Linked DNA regions of Homo sapiens: region 1 is linked to region 2. The links are chromatin loops, found by intact Hi-C in ENCODE. Cell type or tissue: CD4-positive, alpha-beta T cell. All regions are shown on one strand. Links, peaks and the distances in the headings refer to the core of each region. The heading gives the core; the rest is flanking DNA. Region 1 overlaps ACOXL (acyl-CoA oxidase like). Region 2 holds the start of BUB1 (BUB1 mitotic checkpoint serine/threonine kinase).

Evidence for each region. Hi-C counts contacts between places; a loop is a spot of excess contacts. Peaks named below come from ENCODE experiments on the same cell type or tissue, not always from the same donor. Only the 100,000 strongest peaks of a DNase experiment are listed, where the experiment ranks them.
Region 1: it touches region 2 in a loop (3-fold over the local background); 28 of 110 quality-filtered maps call a loop at or near these places.

What each region holds. Positions count from the first base shown.
Region 1 is chr2:110,745,587-110,753,919 of GRCh38, forward strand. All of the region lies in intron 1 of ACOXL (acyl-CoA oxidase like), which reads left to right. Among named protein-coding and RNA genes, the nearest start is that of ACOXL, 17 kb to the left of the region's middle. RefSeq lists enhancers at 2,899-3,158, 7,174-7,675. In CD4-positive, alpha-beta T cell, for the core only: no CTCF peak of the experiment used is centred there; a DNase peak (open chromatin) is centred at 3,085; H3K4me3 peaks cover 687 bases; H3K27me3 peaks cover 309 bases.
Region 2 is chr2:110,674,022-110,682,341 of GRCh38, forward strand. BUB1 (BUB1 mitotic checkpoint serine/threonine kinase) reads right to left here and starts at 4,042. Exons shown (of 25, transcript NM_004336.5): 1 at 3,949-4,042; 2 at 285-344; 3 at 65-203. The coding sequence starts at 3,974. It overlaps LOC105373554 (a long non-coding RNA gene), which reads left to right and starts at 4,191. Exons shown (of 2, transcript XR_923189.4): 1 at 4,191-4,576. RefSeq lists enhancers at 1,007-1,226, 3,298-4,218, 4,219-5,139, 4,652-4,711, 4,972-5,061 and a silencer at 3,742-4,141. In CD4-positive, alpha-beta T cell, for the core only: no CTCF peak of the experiment used is centred there; DNase peaks (open chromatin) are centred at 1,410 and 4,150; H3K4me3 peaks cover 1,891 bases; H3K27ac peaks cover 817 bases.

The DNA of each region.
Region 1 (8,333 bases), core at 7-8,006, 72 kb after region 2:
GGTCAGGCATTTCTGCCTTAAATGGGAAGTTAGTGGGGGTTCTACTACCTTCCTTTTCTGTGACTTTGATCTGAAGATCAGCAATATTTTTGTTTTTCTGGGTAGACGCTTGCCGACTGATTCCAAATGAAAATATTACCCGTGCAAGGAACCAATGTCTGACTAAAGAGATGAAGTGTCATCAATACCCATTCCTCACTGCTTCTGAAAGTGGCTGCAATTCTGAGGAAACCTGGACTGGTTTTCTAGCTAAAGTCATTCTTACTGTGTCTTGAGAGTGCAGAACTTTGATCTGCACCATAGTCAGGGAAAGCAGCCACCTCTGCCCCTTTCTTTTCCTGCAAGGGGACTGGAGAGTCTCCTGTCACCTCCTGTTAGTGTGTATCATTTTTATTTTTCTTTACCCTGTTGCACTGAGTGTTGATAGTATCTCTTCTCTTTAAGTCTCTTCTCTGTATCCTCTACCTTACAACGTCAAGGCTGGCAAGATTTATACTCTGTTCTCACTCTACAAGTAAAGCTTTGCCCATGGGTTGAGACCAGGAGTTGAGAATGGTGCTTACCCAGATTACAGCTGTAGACAGATGTTGACTGCAGAGCTGAGCAGGGGACTCCGATTGCCGTCCTTCTCTTCATAACAATGCCTTTACGGAACATATGCAAACCTCTGTTTTTTTTCAACAGTGTCTATGGGCTTATTGTGAATGCTGCAGAAATCACTGAGACCCCCAGATCCCTGGCTGTTCTCTCTGCCCCTCCTGATAGCCATGGGAGAATATTGACTCAACCTTTCCTTTGTCCCTAAGTGATCTCAGACCCCAAGATCCAACTACAATTCAGATTGTAGTTGGCCCTTGAGGGAATCGCCATGTCCACCTTCCTACTTCCCATTTACTTGTAAATGGACAAGTAAGTGCATGAGTGGCTCCCAGATTCCAGCATGGGACCCGGCTCCTGGGCATGTTGCCTGCCTCCATGAGGGGGCTTCCTCCACATGTACGTCGAATGGATTTGTTGTTGAAGACGATGAGTTTGCACCGTAGACGCCTGCAGAATTGGTGCACAGTCACGCTCCACCATGAAGGAAATAATGTATACAGTGGTCTCTTTCCAAGACAAAGTGCCTTAAATTGACTTAGGTCAGCGAACTACCGAAGAAACAGGATATACTAGGCCCCTGCTTAAATAGCGGATGCCTGCTTGTCGGCCTCCCCCTTTCCCCCTCTTCTCCCCCCGCCCTTTAGTTGCCTTCACCTGAACCAAAAAAGTTTAGTCTAAGATGAAAGCTTACTAGTCTCCAAAATAGCTCACTTTATCTGTTCTTATCAGCCTGCCCAGCTACTTAGGTCATAAGTCAAATGTACTTGAAGAGCCCTGAGCTAACTAGGATTGCAATGTACTGTGGGCTGAAATAAAATGCAGCAAAAGAACCCTAAAAAAGACATCTAAAGCCCCTACCCAACAATCAGTTGGTGACATCCAGGAAGATTGTGACCCCATAGTACTCAACCTATGAGGAACTGGGGGAGGGACCTGCACACTAGGGGATGAATTGCTTGTTGAAACTGTGCTGGGTCTGCCTGCCTATCAGACGCCTGATCTTACAAGACTGTCATTAAAAGTCTCACTTTGGCTGTTTTCTGGGTCTCTGAGTCCATTCTTTGGGTTTGGATGGGTGAGTTTGTTTCTAACAACTAGAGACATCCTTTGGGTGACCAATTGCATCATATTTAAACGACAGCCAGAAACAAGGAGCCTGCAAGCCAGCAGACTCAGCCATCCCATGGGCAGAGTGCAGCCTCAGGAGGGAGTCAGGCCTGGTTATATCCATTGGCCACAGGACTGGGTGCATCCTCTGGTGTGTTTAACAGCTGGGGCTGCACACCCACTTTTGTTTTCTCAGCTAGCCTCTCGTGTGCCATTCTAGCCACAGTGTCTCCTAAATTCACACTATAAAAATAACCGTCCTCGTTTCAAGCAACAAATTTCATTTCTAAGCTGATCACTTTCCTGGAGGTTGGGACCCTGTGATGACCTGAGTCAATCAGACGTGCCCTGGGGCTGGGCAGTGGAGTGACCTACCTCAGAATCCTGGCAGGGGAGGAAGAGCCACCAGCAGTGTCTGCCAAAACCGACATACCTTTACCTAGTGAAGAAATGTTTTTGTGTTTTTTTTATGGCTTGTGTTGTTGTCTTAGGAGGTTATATCTGTTTGCATCTCTGCTCATGTGGTCCTGTTTCTCCCTTTACTTCCTGTCTGCTCCCTTCCAGCCCTTTCTACCTTACCACCTCCTCCCCATTCTCTCCTCCTGGGGGCCTCCTCTCTCTGCCCACATATGCCCCTCTTATTGGCATCTGCAGAGGAATATGGTTCTCACTCTGTCTTCTTGCCACCCCTGCAGCTCATCCTGACAGTAAGTACAGGTAGTTGCTGCACTAAAGGTTTTCTTCTGCAGAAAACAACCATGCCATCCATCCCCTGTGAGGCGGCAGAGCCCTGGCCACGTGGGGCTTAGTGATAATGTGAAAAATTTCTCTCCCTGTCTTGGTGGGACACTCCTGCTCCTCTGTCTTCTATGCTAGAGTCTGAGCTCTCTGAGGAGAGGAATGGGCCAAGGTATCTTGGATTCTTCCTACTTAGCGTGGTGCAGGTGCCTAATGAAAACTTAAGTAAGGAGGCAAGGAAACAAGGAAAGATGGGAGAAAGGAAGGCTGGAGAGGGAGTGTCCCTTTTCCTCACTGCACTCCGTGGAGTGCCCAGGATGCAGGGGGGTGGATTGGAAGTGCCTATCAGGCTTTATCTCTGGTGCAGGGGATCTTTTCTTCCTCTGCCTCCCTTTTTCTATCTCCTGAGTCTTTCTTCCCTGCTACCTTTGTAGACTTTGCCAATTAGCAGCTGTACATTTCCCCGGCTGAGTGACTTCACAACTGAAATTAAACCACAGTACTTAGAAAGCCCTGTCTTCGCATTTTCTCAGTCTCCCTTGCTGGTTCAGAGCTTGCAGTGTTTGCCAGTTACCACAAGATGATTAAACAGTTTCTGTTTCCATTCACCATCAATTCATCAGGCTGTGCAGGTGGCTCCTGGGAGTGGGGTGAATGCTTTGGCGGTAGGAGGTTGAGCTGTGGGTGCAGCTGCGGTGTTTATGCAGCTGTGGTGTTTACTAGAAGGCAGATGGTTTCTTTGCTCTCCGCCTTTGGGGATTTGTTCTTCATGCCCACCTGTCATTTGTGTGACTGCTTGGCCGTGGTTTCACCTTGTTGGTGTTGGACATAAAGCATTTTTTATTCTTGCCGTTTTCAACAAGAAGAGAATGCTGTAGGGAATTATCACAGGCTGAATCGGAGGTGTTTCTGGAAGCAAACTTGCAAAAGGGACCAGGAAAAAGGGGCAGGTTATTAAAGCAGGAGCATGCTGTGAAAGCAGCTTGATTTTGAAGTTCGTGTTGATGCTTAATTCCAGAATGTCTGTGCTACCTGGAATCATTCTGTGGTCGAAGGGTGGACACCTAGGGTGTCCCTGGTCATGATGGCATTCAAATTTGGTATCTGAAGATGTGTTTTCCACTAGATCAAAATTGATTTTTGATTTAGATTTTGAGAAAACCATGCACAAAGACTGTTTTTAAAAATGTTTCAGCTTTTTGTTTTCATTTTTAATGCACAAAGGTCATTTTGTTGTTTGTGTTGCCTTGGCTATTCCTTCTTTTTAAAATAAACTTTTTATTTTGCAATAATTTTCAGTGTATAGAAAAGTTACAAAGCATAGTACAGAGATTTGCCATATATCCTCCCCTGTTGTTAACATCTTACACAACCATAGCACATTTGTCAAAACGAAGACAGCAGCATTGACAGGCCGGACAGGGTGGCTCACGCCTGTAATCTCAGCACTTTGGGAGGCTGAGGCCGGTGGATCACTGGAGGTCAGGAGTTCGAGAGCAGCTTGGCCAACATGGCGAAACCCTGTCTCTACTAAAAATACAAAAACATTAGCTGGGCACGGTGGCGGGCACTTGTCATCCCAGCTAATCTGGAGGCTGAGGCAAGAGGATAATTTGAACTAGGGAGGTGGAGGTTGCAGTGAGCCGAGATCGCGCCACTGCACTCCAGCCTGGGTGACAGAGGGAGACTGCATCTCAGAAAAACAAAGCAGCATCTATTAAACTCTAGACTTGGTTTGTATTTCTTTAGTTTTCCCACTGGTGGTCGATTTCTGCTCCAGGGTCCTATCCAGGATGCCACACTGTGTTTTGCTGTCACACGTCCTCAGGGTCCCCTGGTCTGTGACAGTTCCTCTGTCTTTCATGCTTTCCATGACCTGGCTGTTTTGAAGAGTACTGGTCAGGTGTTTGTCAAATGTCTCTCAATTTGGGTTTGTCTGTGTTTTCCGTATGACTAGACTGGAATTATGGGTGTTGGGAAGAATATCCTGAGCATCACATCGTATTAGTGAGTACATTCCATCGACATGGCTTATCCCTGGTGATGTTTGTAGTGCTTGTCAGGTTTCTCCACTGTACAGTTACCTTTTCCTTCTCTGGAAACTAGTCATTCAATCTGTCCAACATTCAAGTTGGGTGAGTGGGTAGGTGGGGCTAGTTAAGCTCCATTTTCTGGAGGAGAGAGTATCTACACAAATTATTTCTTATAGGAGGTTGATCTCTTTCCCCCATGTATTTATTTATTAAATCATTTACTTATATCAGTATAGACTAACATGTTTATTTTATATTTTGGGTTACAATCTAACAGCACATTTTTGTTGCTCAAATTGTTCCAGCTTTGGCCATTGGGAGTTTCGGGCTCATCTTATATTTTCCCTGCCCCTGTCCTAGAATCAGCCATTTATCCAAGGAGCCCTAGTTTCTTTTATTTGAGAACGGTATTTAGAAACCAACTTTTGTGCACAAAGTTCTTACTTAAGAAAACAATGGCCCTACCATAATTCCATTTCTGATCATCTACTTTTTTCCACTACTATATATATACATATATATACATTACATATTATACATATTATATATAAACATATACATATTATATATAAACAAATACACATATATTTGTGTGTGTATGTGTATGGGTGTGTGTGTGTATATATATATATATGTATAATTTTTTTTTTGAGACAGGATCTTGCTCTGTTGCTCAGGCTGGAGTGCAGTGGCACAATCCTGGCTCAGTGCAGCCTTGACCTTCCAGGCTCAAGTGGTCCTCCCACTGCAACCTCCTGAGTAGCTGAGACTACAGGTGCCCCACTAATTTTTGTATTTTTTGTAGAGATGGGGCTTCGCCATGTTGCCCAGGCTGATCTTGAACTCCTCAGCTCAAACGATTCGCCTGCCTTGGCCTCCCAAAGTTCTGGGATTACAAGTGTGAGCCACCATGCCTGGCCCCAACACTTTATATTTAAAAATTTAGACATGCGGCTGGGCGCGGTGGCTCACGCCTGTAATCCCAGCACTTTGGGAGGCCGAGGCAGGCGGATCATGAGGTCAGGAGATTGAGACCATCCTGGCTAACATGGTGAAACCCCATCTCTACTAAAAAAATACAAAAAAATTAGCCAGGCATTGTAGCGGGTGCCTGTAGTCCCAGCTACTTGGGAGGCTGAGGCAGGAGAATGGCGTGAACCTGGGAGGCGGAGCTTGCAGTGAGCCGAGATCGTGCCACTGCACTCCAGCCTGGGCGAGAGCGAGACTCCGTCTCAAAAAAAAAAAAAAAAAAAAAAAAATTTAGACATGCACAAAAATGGGAAGACCTTGACATTGAGGATCTTTATATCCACTACCTAGATTCTGGCATTAACATGCTACTATACTTGCTTTATCACGTATTTGCCCATCTATTGATCTCTCTATTCACCATATCCCATTTTTGGGTTTTTGGGTGCATTTCAAAATTACTAACATAAATATTCTTCCCCCTAAATAACTCAGTGTGCATACTGCTAAGAAGACTTCAATACATGCCAGATCTTTTTCATTTGCTGTAGAACTTCATACAATGAAATGCAAAAATCTTAAGTGTACATTCTCAGGGCTTTGCCAAATATATACACCTATGTAACCCAACCCCTATCAAAATACATAGAACATTATCATCGCCCCAAAAAGTTCTCTTATACCCTTGCCAGTCAACCCTTGCCTCCACCCTCCTGGAGGTAACCACGGTTGTGTGTGTTTTTCACCCCAGTATTGGTTAGTTTTGTCTGTTTTAGAACTTATTATCAGAATCACACAATTTGTTGACTCAACATATTTTAGTGGTATATTAATTCAATTTAATCTTGTATAACGATGAAAATGAATGAACCACAACTACAACAGATACTAAAGATGACTCTTAATTAGCCATTGCTAAGTGAAAGAAGCCAGACACAAAAGAATACATAGTAGATAATCCCATTTCTTTTCTTTCTTTCTTTCTTCTTCTTTTTTTTTTTTTTTTCCAGATGGAGTCTTGCTCTGTCTCGCCCAGGCTGGAGTGCAATGGCACGATCTTGGCTCACTTCAGCCTCTGCCTCCTGGGTTCAAGCAAGTCTCCCTAGCTGGGACTACAGGCATGTGCCACCACACCTGGCTAATTTTGTATTTTTAGTAGAGACAGGGTTTCACCATATTGGCCAGGCTGGTCTTGAACTCATGACCTCAGGTTATCCATCTGCCTTGGCCTCTCAAAGTGCTGGGATTACAGATGTGAGCCACCGCACCTGGCCTATTTCTTTAATATTCAAAATACAAAAAATACGTTGGGCATGTTGGTGTACTTATAGTCCCAACTACTTGGGAGGCTGAGGAAGGAGGATCGCTTGAGGCCTGGAGTTCAAGACAAGCCTGGGCAACATAATGAGACCCTGTCTCAAAATAAATAAATAAAAGAAGTAAAAAATAATTTATGAAGTTATAAGGCAGGATAGCAGCTAGCACTTTCGGAGAGAGAAAGTAGTGATTGAGGGGGATCTTGTATGCTGGTCCTGGAATGTGATTTTCCTTGGCTTGGGTGTGGATTACACAGTTGAAGTTACTTTGCGATAATTCACTGGGCTGTACATTTACGACTCATGCCTCTGTTCTTGTTGCATTGTATGTTGCTACAGTGCTTTAAAAATAAGATACTTGTCATGTCCGTCAATTTTGTGTGTGTGCATGACACTACTGTGTGTATTAGCTATCTACTGATATGTAACAAATTACTCCAAAATTTAGCAGCTTAAACCCCAATATATATTGTCTCACGCAGTGTCTGTGGGTCAGGAATTTCAGTGTCTTAATTGGGTGGCGCTGGGTCAGGCTCTCCCATAAGGTTGCATTTAGGATGTTGGCCCTGGCTTGACTGGGGCTGGAAGAGCCACTTCTACAATGGCTCATTGATATAGTTTGGATGTTTTTCCCTTCCAAATCTCATGCCTGATGTTGGAGGTGGGACCTAGTGGGAGGTGTTTGGGTCATGGGGGCAAATTCTTCATGAATGGCTTGGTGCTGACCTCCTGCTGGTGGTGAGTTCTCACTCTATTAGTTCACTTGAGAGCTGGTTGTTTAAATGACTCTGGCACCTCCTCCTCTCTTTCTTACCCCCTCTCTTGCCATGTGACACACCTGCTCCCCTTTTGCCTTCTACTTCTACCATGAGTAGAAGTAGAAACCCTCACTGAGGCCTCATCAGAAGCCGAGCAAATGCTGATGCCATGCTTGTACAGCCTGCAGAATTGTGAGCCAAATAAACCTCTTTTATTTATAAATTACCCAGTCTCAGATGTTCCTCTATAGCAATGCAAAGTGGACTAATACACTCATTGACAGGGCTATTGGAATGAGACCTCAGTTCCTCTCCAGGTGGACTATTTATAAGGCTACTTGAGTGTCCTCACATCTTGGCAACTGGTTTCCTCCAGAGCAAGTGACCCACAAGAGCACAGTACAATGTTTCCTAGGTTAATATATGTCATTTATTGTGTATCAGCAGTATGTTCCTTTTTATTGCTAAGTAGCATTCCATCCTCTGAATAGATCATAGTTTACCAATTCTATTGATGGACACCAGGGCTGTTTCTAGTTTGGAGCTATTATGAATAAAGCTGATAAGAACATTCTTCTATGACAATTTGTGTGGGCATGTAATTTTATTTCTCTTGGATAAATACCTAGGAATGTAATTGTCAGGTCATGGGATAGGTATCTGTTTAATTTTATGAAATCTATGAGATCTTTTTCCAAAGTGGTTGTACCATTTTACATTTTTATGACAAAGTATGACAGTTATAATTGCTCCACGTCTTTGTCAAAATTTTGTGTTGTCATTATTTTAAAAATTTAGCCATTTGAGTAGGT
Region 2 (8,320 bases), core at 1-8,000:
TAAGTTTAAAAAGCAAAAGTACAACATGATTATAGATTTGATTATACATCTTAAGTATACTTACAAATTTTAAACAATAACTGATGAATCTTGGGTCATTGTGGTATTTCTTCTTATCTAAAAATTCCTTCATTAAATGTTCTAGTAAAGTTATCAAGTATTCTTTATTCTCAGGAAAATTCTCTTCTACCCACTGTATGTATCTAGAAAAATATGGATAATGTTAATTTTCCATGGGGCAGTGTATAGTTTGTTTAAGGGAAATAAAATAACTAAATGCTGACCTTTCCCATTCACCAAGAGGGTCATTGCCCTTGTAGCTCTGCATGTGGGCTTCAAGCATCCTAGAAGAGAGAAAGGTATGCACATGGGATATTAGGGATAATTTCTACAAGCAAAAGATATACTTCATTTTATATATACCATTTATGTGCATTAAAACAAAAATCTTAAATATCAATCATTTTATATATACACCATTTATATGCATTAAAATGAAAATCTTAAATATCGATCCAAATAGTATTTAAAATTTTAAGAAGCATTCGCTCAGACATAGTCAGAAAACTCAGAAGCAGCCAGTGTTTTTCCATAAGTCCCAGCTCTATCCCCAAGAGTCTCCTTCTCCTCTCACGGAACCCCAATGTCACTACCACCATGAGGGGCAGTTGCCAGAAGTTTGCTCCTCCTCCTAACAAGAGGATCCAAGCATGGCACTGACTCAGACTCCTGCCCTTCCAGCAGGATCCAGGCATGGCACTGACTCAGACCTCTGCCCTTCCAGTGGGATCCAGGCATGGCACTGACTCAGACCTCTGCCCTTCCAGTGGGATCTAGGCATGGCACTGACTGAGACACCTGCCCTTCCAGTGGGATCCAGGCATGGCACTGACTCAGACACCTGCCTTTGCTTCCCAGGAGCATGGCTGAGACACGGCTGGAACGAGTCAAAGAGGGATTGTAAACGGGTGTGAGGCAGCCCAGAGTACCACAAAGTAGAGTTCCCAGACACAGTTTGTTTTCATTGCTTCAAAGTAACAAAGTCCCTGAGGAAGAGCAGATGATAACAGTGCTCAGAAATCAGCCACAGAGCTCCCAGAGAACTCTGCATCCCCCACTTCCATATACTCAACTACAGCTGAAAAAAAGCAGCCAGGCAAAGCAAAATTCCCCTTGGGGAGAGCTAGAAGGGCTAAACAAAAAGAAACATGCAAAGTAATGTCAGGTTACATTAAGTACTCAGAAGAACAAACAAAATAACATATAATAGGAGAAAGGGTGAGAATGTGATGAGTTACTATTTTTAGATAGGCTGGTCAAGGAAGCCCTGCCTCTCAGAGGCGGTGACATGTGATCAGTGCCAGACAGCCACGTAGCTATCTGAGGGGGAAATGGTCAAGGCTGAGAGAACTTCAAGAACAGAAAGCAAGCCAGTGTGGTTCAAGTGTGATGAGCAGGAAAAGGTGGGGGTGACAAGACCTAATTTGCATTTTAATGTCCCTCTGTGTGAAGGAGGTAGAGGTGAGAATCGAAGTGGGAAACCAGTCAGGAAGACTCCGAGGTTTTCTATCTGAGACACTATAAGATTTTTTTTTTTTTTGAAAAAACGATGTAAAAAGCAATATGTATTTTTATTTTTATTTTTTTAGAGATGGAATCTTGCTCTGTTGCCCACGCTGGAGTGCAACAGTGCAATCATGGCTCGCTGTAACCTCGAACTCTTGTGTTCAAGAGATCCTCCTGCCTCAGCCTCCTGAGTAGCTGAGGCTACAGGCACATGCCACCATGTCTGGCTAATTTTTTATTTTTTGCCGAGATGAGGTATCACTATATTTCGCAGGCTGGTCTTGAACTCCTGGCCTCAAGTGACTCTCTCACCTTGGTCTCCCAAAGTGTTAGAATTACAGGCATGAGCCACCATGTCCTGCCTAAAAAGCAATATTTACTTCTAGCTATCACCTCGGTATATGAATGAAATCAATGTTTCTTATGACTCAAAATCCAGAAGCCACAAAAGAAAAGCTAAATAAAGACAACTATATATAAATAAAAACTTCTCCATGGCAAATAACCAAAACAAACAAAAAAACCACAAAATAGTCAAAAGAGAAATGATAAACTGGAAAAACAATGAGCTTTTAGAAGCTGAGAAAAAAACTATTAACCTATTTTTTTTTAATGAGCAAAGGGCATAATAAATTATTTCACAGAAAAAGATACATGGCTCACAAACATGAAAAATGTTCAGTCTCTCATAACAGAAATTCACTTCGCTGAGAAACAATTCTTCACTCATCAGATTGGCAAAACTAAAAAACATGTGAAAAGATTGTGTAGGTGCAGCAATAAGAAACAGGCTCTCTGTCGCATCTTGCTTGTAGGTGGGCATGTGCTCAATTCCTGCCAAGGGAATTATCTACCAAAACTGGACTGATTTGCTTTTGATCCAACAAACCGCTTCTGCAGATCTAGAAGACACATACACATGTGTATCCGCAAAATGTTATGTACAAGATTTTTCACCGTGCCACTATTTGAAACAGATTGTCAACAACCTGTGTTGACTGCTTAGATCAATTAGGGTACATGAAGTATTACACAGCTGTAAAAAAAGAATAAGAAAGAACTTTATGTATTGGTAGAGATCTCCAGGGATATTGTTAGGCAAAAGAGCAGCGTATATATATACTGTTATATTTTATGTGTGGTAAAGGCAAAAAATGTATACAAACGTGCAGACATTTAATATATTATAATAATGTAAATATTTATATTTCCAAAAAGAAACTAGAAAAACGGTTACATGTGACAGAGTGGGACAGTAGTCAGGTACAGGAGTTCTCGGTAAATACTGTTCTAAATCTTCTTTTAGTCATATAAACGCATTGCTTATTTTTAAAACTAAAAAAAATAATAATTCTGAAGTTTGAATGTCTCTCATGTCTTATAGCAGAGGGACAAATCCCTATTTCAGAACCTTTCTTCCAAAATATGTCTAGTAGGCTCGCCCAAGGTAAACATTTCATATTCTAACACCAACCACATTTCTCTAGTAAAATGACCTAAATGCACTGTAATAGTAAAACATCCAGTTCATTAAAGCACATTAATCTTTAGTAAGTCAAAACAGGACCAGGAATATCTGCTTTACCTTTAAAAAAGGGGCGGGGGACTTCTGAAAGAAAATAATTTGCTGGCTAGGTTGAAGGTTACAGAAAAAGTCTTAGAGCAAATGGATTTTTGTTTTGACTGCATTTAACAATCTCGGTCTTCTGATCGCAAAGAACTGATAAAACGGACCAGTTTTACTTCCTGAACCTATGACTTAATTGTTTTAAATGCCTTTAAGTAACAGTCTGGGTAAATCATCTAAGTCATAAAACAAAGGCGTGGGAACTTTAAGTAAAAAGTGAGTGATGTTAGCAGGTTGGCACACATCACTCAATAATGAGCAAAGCTATTTTTTTTCAATTTTTTTTTCTTAAAGTACCCTGTATTCAAAGACTTTTAAAAAATAGCAGTGAGATTATGGATAGGAGAGCAACTTTAAATTCGTTCCCTACTGTAGTCGAATTGTTAAATACGTGACTTTGAAAACGTATCACAAAATCTAAACACAAGGTTCAGGATTTTTGTTAGGTTGAACTGTCAGGAGGGGATTCCTTACAAAGAATAAACGAGAGCTCTGAGGGCCTAACGAATTATCCAGATTGCTCCAAACGGCCACCGCGGCGCAGATGGGCGGACAAGCGCCGGGCCTCAGCGGAACCCAAGGTGCCGGAGCCCTCCCCGGCTCTCAAGCAGCCCACGGCCTTGCTGGGTGGGACACATTCCAAACCCAGGAAGGGGGCGAAGGGGGCAAAAGAAGGCAGGTCTGGGGCGGGCCGGGCCCGAACCCCAGGCGCCCCAGCCCCCTGGGCTTCCCCACCCCACCAGACGGACACTTACTGAAGGACATTTTCCGGGGTGTCCATGGCCAGAGGACGCTGGCCGGCAGCGGCCAAACCTGAACCGCAAACTAGAAGCCGCCGCCGATTCGAATACCCCGCGCAGCCGCAGTCGGCTCGCCGAACGTTTCAGGGCGCCTGCCCATTGGTGGCGGCGGCAGAAGGTTGGCCAATCACCGGGGCCGTTGCTCGGAGGTCAAGTCCCACCTCCCTCCCTTGAGCCAGTAGCTCCTCCCACTTCCCGTGGTTTTCGGTTGAACCGAAACCTGGCCGTTGGCTGAGCGAGCGCGGGGTGTTTGGGATGCGGCACGGCGAGGGGGAGCAGGCTTGGCTCGGGCGTAGGGAATTGGTTTTTTTGTTTTAGCTATCCAGGTTGTGACTGGTTTACATAATTACACGATTAAGCCATCATTGTAGGAAAGGCTTTGCAGGAGAAAAATGTCTTAACTGGAGGTCTTTGAGACAGAAAAACCCTGCCTCAGCCCTTGGGTCCTGAGAGTCGCGTTTCTTCTCCCCTTCGCTTAAATATGTAAACCAGAATCATTATGTTTGGTTCATGGAACGGAGGAAAAAAATCCGTGTGCAGGGTCGAGACTGTCGTGGCGGAAGCCGCAGCACCCGGGAGGCAGGTGGGGAGAAAAAACGGGACCTGCTGCCGGGGACCCCTCCCGCTTTCTGGCAGTTTTCTATTCAGCGTCCTCGGCTGTGAGAAAACATCCCAGATGCTGAAACCAATAGTCTTAGCCCAGAATCTCAAACGCCGTGGCAAAGAGGGAGTGACGACGGCCTGTGGAAAAACCTGAGGAGTTTTGGGCTTAGCGCCTTCATGTAGAGGGGACGTGGAGGCGGGGAGGGCGTTCTAGGGTCGGCTGCGTAATTATACGAGGCACTGGAAAGTGATGGGTTAGTGTCCTTGGAGTAGACCCCTGGGTTTTATTGAACTGATCTGAAAGGCTGGGCCCTGAGCCACACAGGGGACCTGTCAAACAGCTTCAAGCGGAAGATGGGGCTCACGGGACTGGACTCTCTCTGCAGCCAGCTGTAATTAACACAAAAGCAGAAGAGTTTGGGTAGATTATAGAATGCCAGCTTTGAACATCTTTTGGGGGACAGGGCACTCTGGGAGACCAAGTTCTTAGACACCATAAAATCAAAAATAGACACCTCTTTGTAGAGGAGTCCAGATGTCTAAAGAGGAAATATGTAATAGGCTGATGTTTCTTTTGTTTTTTGTTTGTTTGTTTTTTGAAAAGTTAAAATACTAAGTTTATAAAGTGAAAAAGTTACAGTAAGCTAAGGTTGACTTATTGGAAAAAATGTGCTTATACTATGGAATGAGACCACCACTTCTCCTGTTGTCCCTCCCAGCTTCTTCTCCACCACCTCCCCTTTTCCCTAGTTTATAAGACAGGAGAAAAGTGAGACAGCAAAAAGTTAGAAAGAAACAGAAGTAAGATAAATAGCTAGACGACCTTGGCGCCACCACCCGGCCTTGGTGGTTAAAATAATAATAATAATGTTAACCCCTGACCAAAACTACTTGTGTTATCTGTAAGTTCCAGACATTGTATGAGAAAGCGCTGTAAAACTTTTTGTTCTGTTAGCCGATGCATGTAGCCCCCAGTCACGTTCCCCACGCTTGCTCCATCTATCACAACCGTTTCACATGGACCCCCCCCTTCAAGTTGTAAGCCCTTAAAAGGGCTAGGAATTTCTTTTTTGGGGAGCTCGGCTTTTAAGATGCGAGTCTGCCAACGCTCTCGGCCGAATAAACTTCTTCCTTCTTTAATCCAGTGTCAGGAGTTTTGTCTGCGGCTCGTCCTGCTACAATATGTATATCAAGGGTTTCTTGTTGGTGTCTGACACAGACACAGAACCACTGATGCCCAAGCCAGTGCTCTCTACACACAGAAGCCTCCAACCTCATCTTGAGAAACGGGGCCATGAGGCCACCCCAGACACCGAGGGCTCCATGGAGGCTGGGGGGTCCGTGGGACTGGGCACATCCCAGCGGGTCTTGGATCCTGGCCTTTCCCCTTCTTGATGCCAGGACCTACTGAGTGCTCGCAGGTGTGCAATGCTGGGCTGCGGGTGCTGCTTGTGTGGCAAGAAGCCTCGGGGTGCCTCCCTCCTTCTCACACCTTTCCCAGGAGGCATGAAACGGGGATTCATGATCAACCCCGGTGGCTGCTCATGTTGAACTGGTGAAGCTCCCTCCCTGTTGTCTTCTGGGGACATGGAGGGCAGGGCTGGATCCCCTCAAATGAGCTTAAGTGGCACTGCGGACAAGAACGCGCTGCATGGCCCTCGGAATCCTGCATGTGGTAGCCTGACCGGCACCTCAGCCCCTCCCTCATTAAAGCAGCCTATGGAGGGCTCAGCCCAGTGGGCTCAGGGGCTGCTATGGAGAGGGTGTCTGTTCCCTGGAGGATATTCTCAGGGCTCCTTCACTTGCCCTTAGAGATTTCCACCATGAAATACAAAGGCCACAACAGATCAGGTCAGGCTCTTCAGCATCCTAATCCTCCTTGAGCTCGCTAGGTTTTATTTCTTCTGCCTCTTCAGGGTTTGTGTCTATTGCTTTTTGCGCAGGTGCCGGGAGAGGACTTGTTGGCATATGCTGACGGTCGTCTGCACACTTGGGCTCTTCCATATCTGCTCCAGAAGCTGGAGCGTCTCCGGCACTTGCAGAGTCTTTGTCATTCTGGGTTTCAGAAAAGTTGTTGTCCTCAGAGCTTCCATTCTCCTGGTCTGCCCAGGTGGCCTTCGAATGCTGGGGAGCATCCTCAGCTGAGCCTTTGTTGCTGTCTTCCAGGGGCTCCTCTGTCGCTGATGTTTCTTAAGAGTGAGCTGGGAAAGAGTTAGCCTAGTCTTCTCTGCCCCCTGGTCTTTAATAACTTTTTACTCCACATCTCAAAAGTGTTTCAAGAGCCACTTGACGATACAGAATAAAGAGCTGTTCACGCTAGAAGGAGGTTGGGTGGATGTTTCTGCTTCCTTGGCCTCTTGAGTTAAACACCTAAAAAAATAAGGCTGGGCACGGTGGCTCACGCCTGTAATTCCAGCACTTGGGGAGGCCGAGGTGGACAGATCACCTGAGGCTAGGAGTTGGAGGCCAGCCTGGCCAACATAGTGAAACCCCGTCTCTACTAAAAATACAAAAATTAGCCAGGTCCTGTCTCTACTAAAAAACACAAAAATTAGCTGGGTGTGGTGGTGCGCGCCTGTAATCCCAGCTATTCTGGAGGCTGAGGCAGGAGAATCGCTTGAACCCAGGGAGGCAGAGGTTACAGTGAGCTGAGATCGTGCCACTGCACTCCAGCGACAGAGAGGGAGTCCCTCCCAAAAAAAGAAAAAAGACATGCGCGGTGGCTCACGCCTGTAATCCCAGCACTTTGGGAGGCTGAGGCGGGTGGGTCAAGAGGTCAGGAGTTTGAGGCCAGCCTGACCAACATAGTGAAACCCCGTCTCTACTAAAAATACAAAAAATAGCCGGGCGTGGTGGCACGCGCCTATAATCCCAGCTACTCAGGAGGCTGAGGCAGGAGAATCACTTGAACCCGGGAGGCAGAGGTTGCAGTGCGCCGATCGCAACACTTCACTCCAGCCTGAGCGACAGAGCGAGATTCTGTCAGAAAGAGAGAGAGAGAGAGAGAGAGAGAGAAAGAAAGAAAGAAAGAAAGAAAGAAAGAAAGAAAGAAAGAAAAGGAAGAAAGAAAGAAAGAGAAAGAGAGAAAAAAGAAAAACAAAAAACCAAAAACCTAAACAAAAATTTAGCTTGTGGAAATCCCGACGCTCACTGAGTGCGGAAATTTCTTCCAGTGTGTTGATGGCTTTGAATCTACCTGAGTCTCCAATTTGTGGGGTTTATTACTCAAAGGGTAATAAACTCTGAGGTCTTTAGATAAGCGCTGGATTCCGCTAACCATCACAGGAACTAGGACACTTTTGGTTCCATCAACTCAAGTTTTCATCTGCTTCTGATAGTGGCTCAATCAGTAATCAACAGGAAATGTTGATGGAGAAGCCATCACGAGCTAGGTGCAAATTATAACCTTGTCTAACTCAAACAGAGCCTGTCCTGAAGGGGTTAGTGATTTAGTCTGGGAAATGAGGACACAGAAATAAAGAATTGTTTAAAGGTGGTATATATGTATATTAAGAGCCAAATGAGTTCAGACTGTATCTGCTAGGCCAGCAGTCCCCAGCCTATTTGACACCAGGGACAGGTTTCATGGAAGACAATTTTTCATGGTGGGGTGGGGGTGGGGGCAAGGGGTTGGGGTGGGCAGTGGGTGGGATGGTTTCAGGATGAAAATGTTCCATCTCAGATCATCAGGCATTAGATTCTCATAAGGAGCTCGCACCCTAGA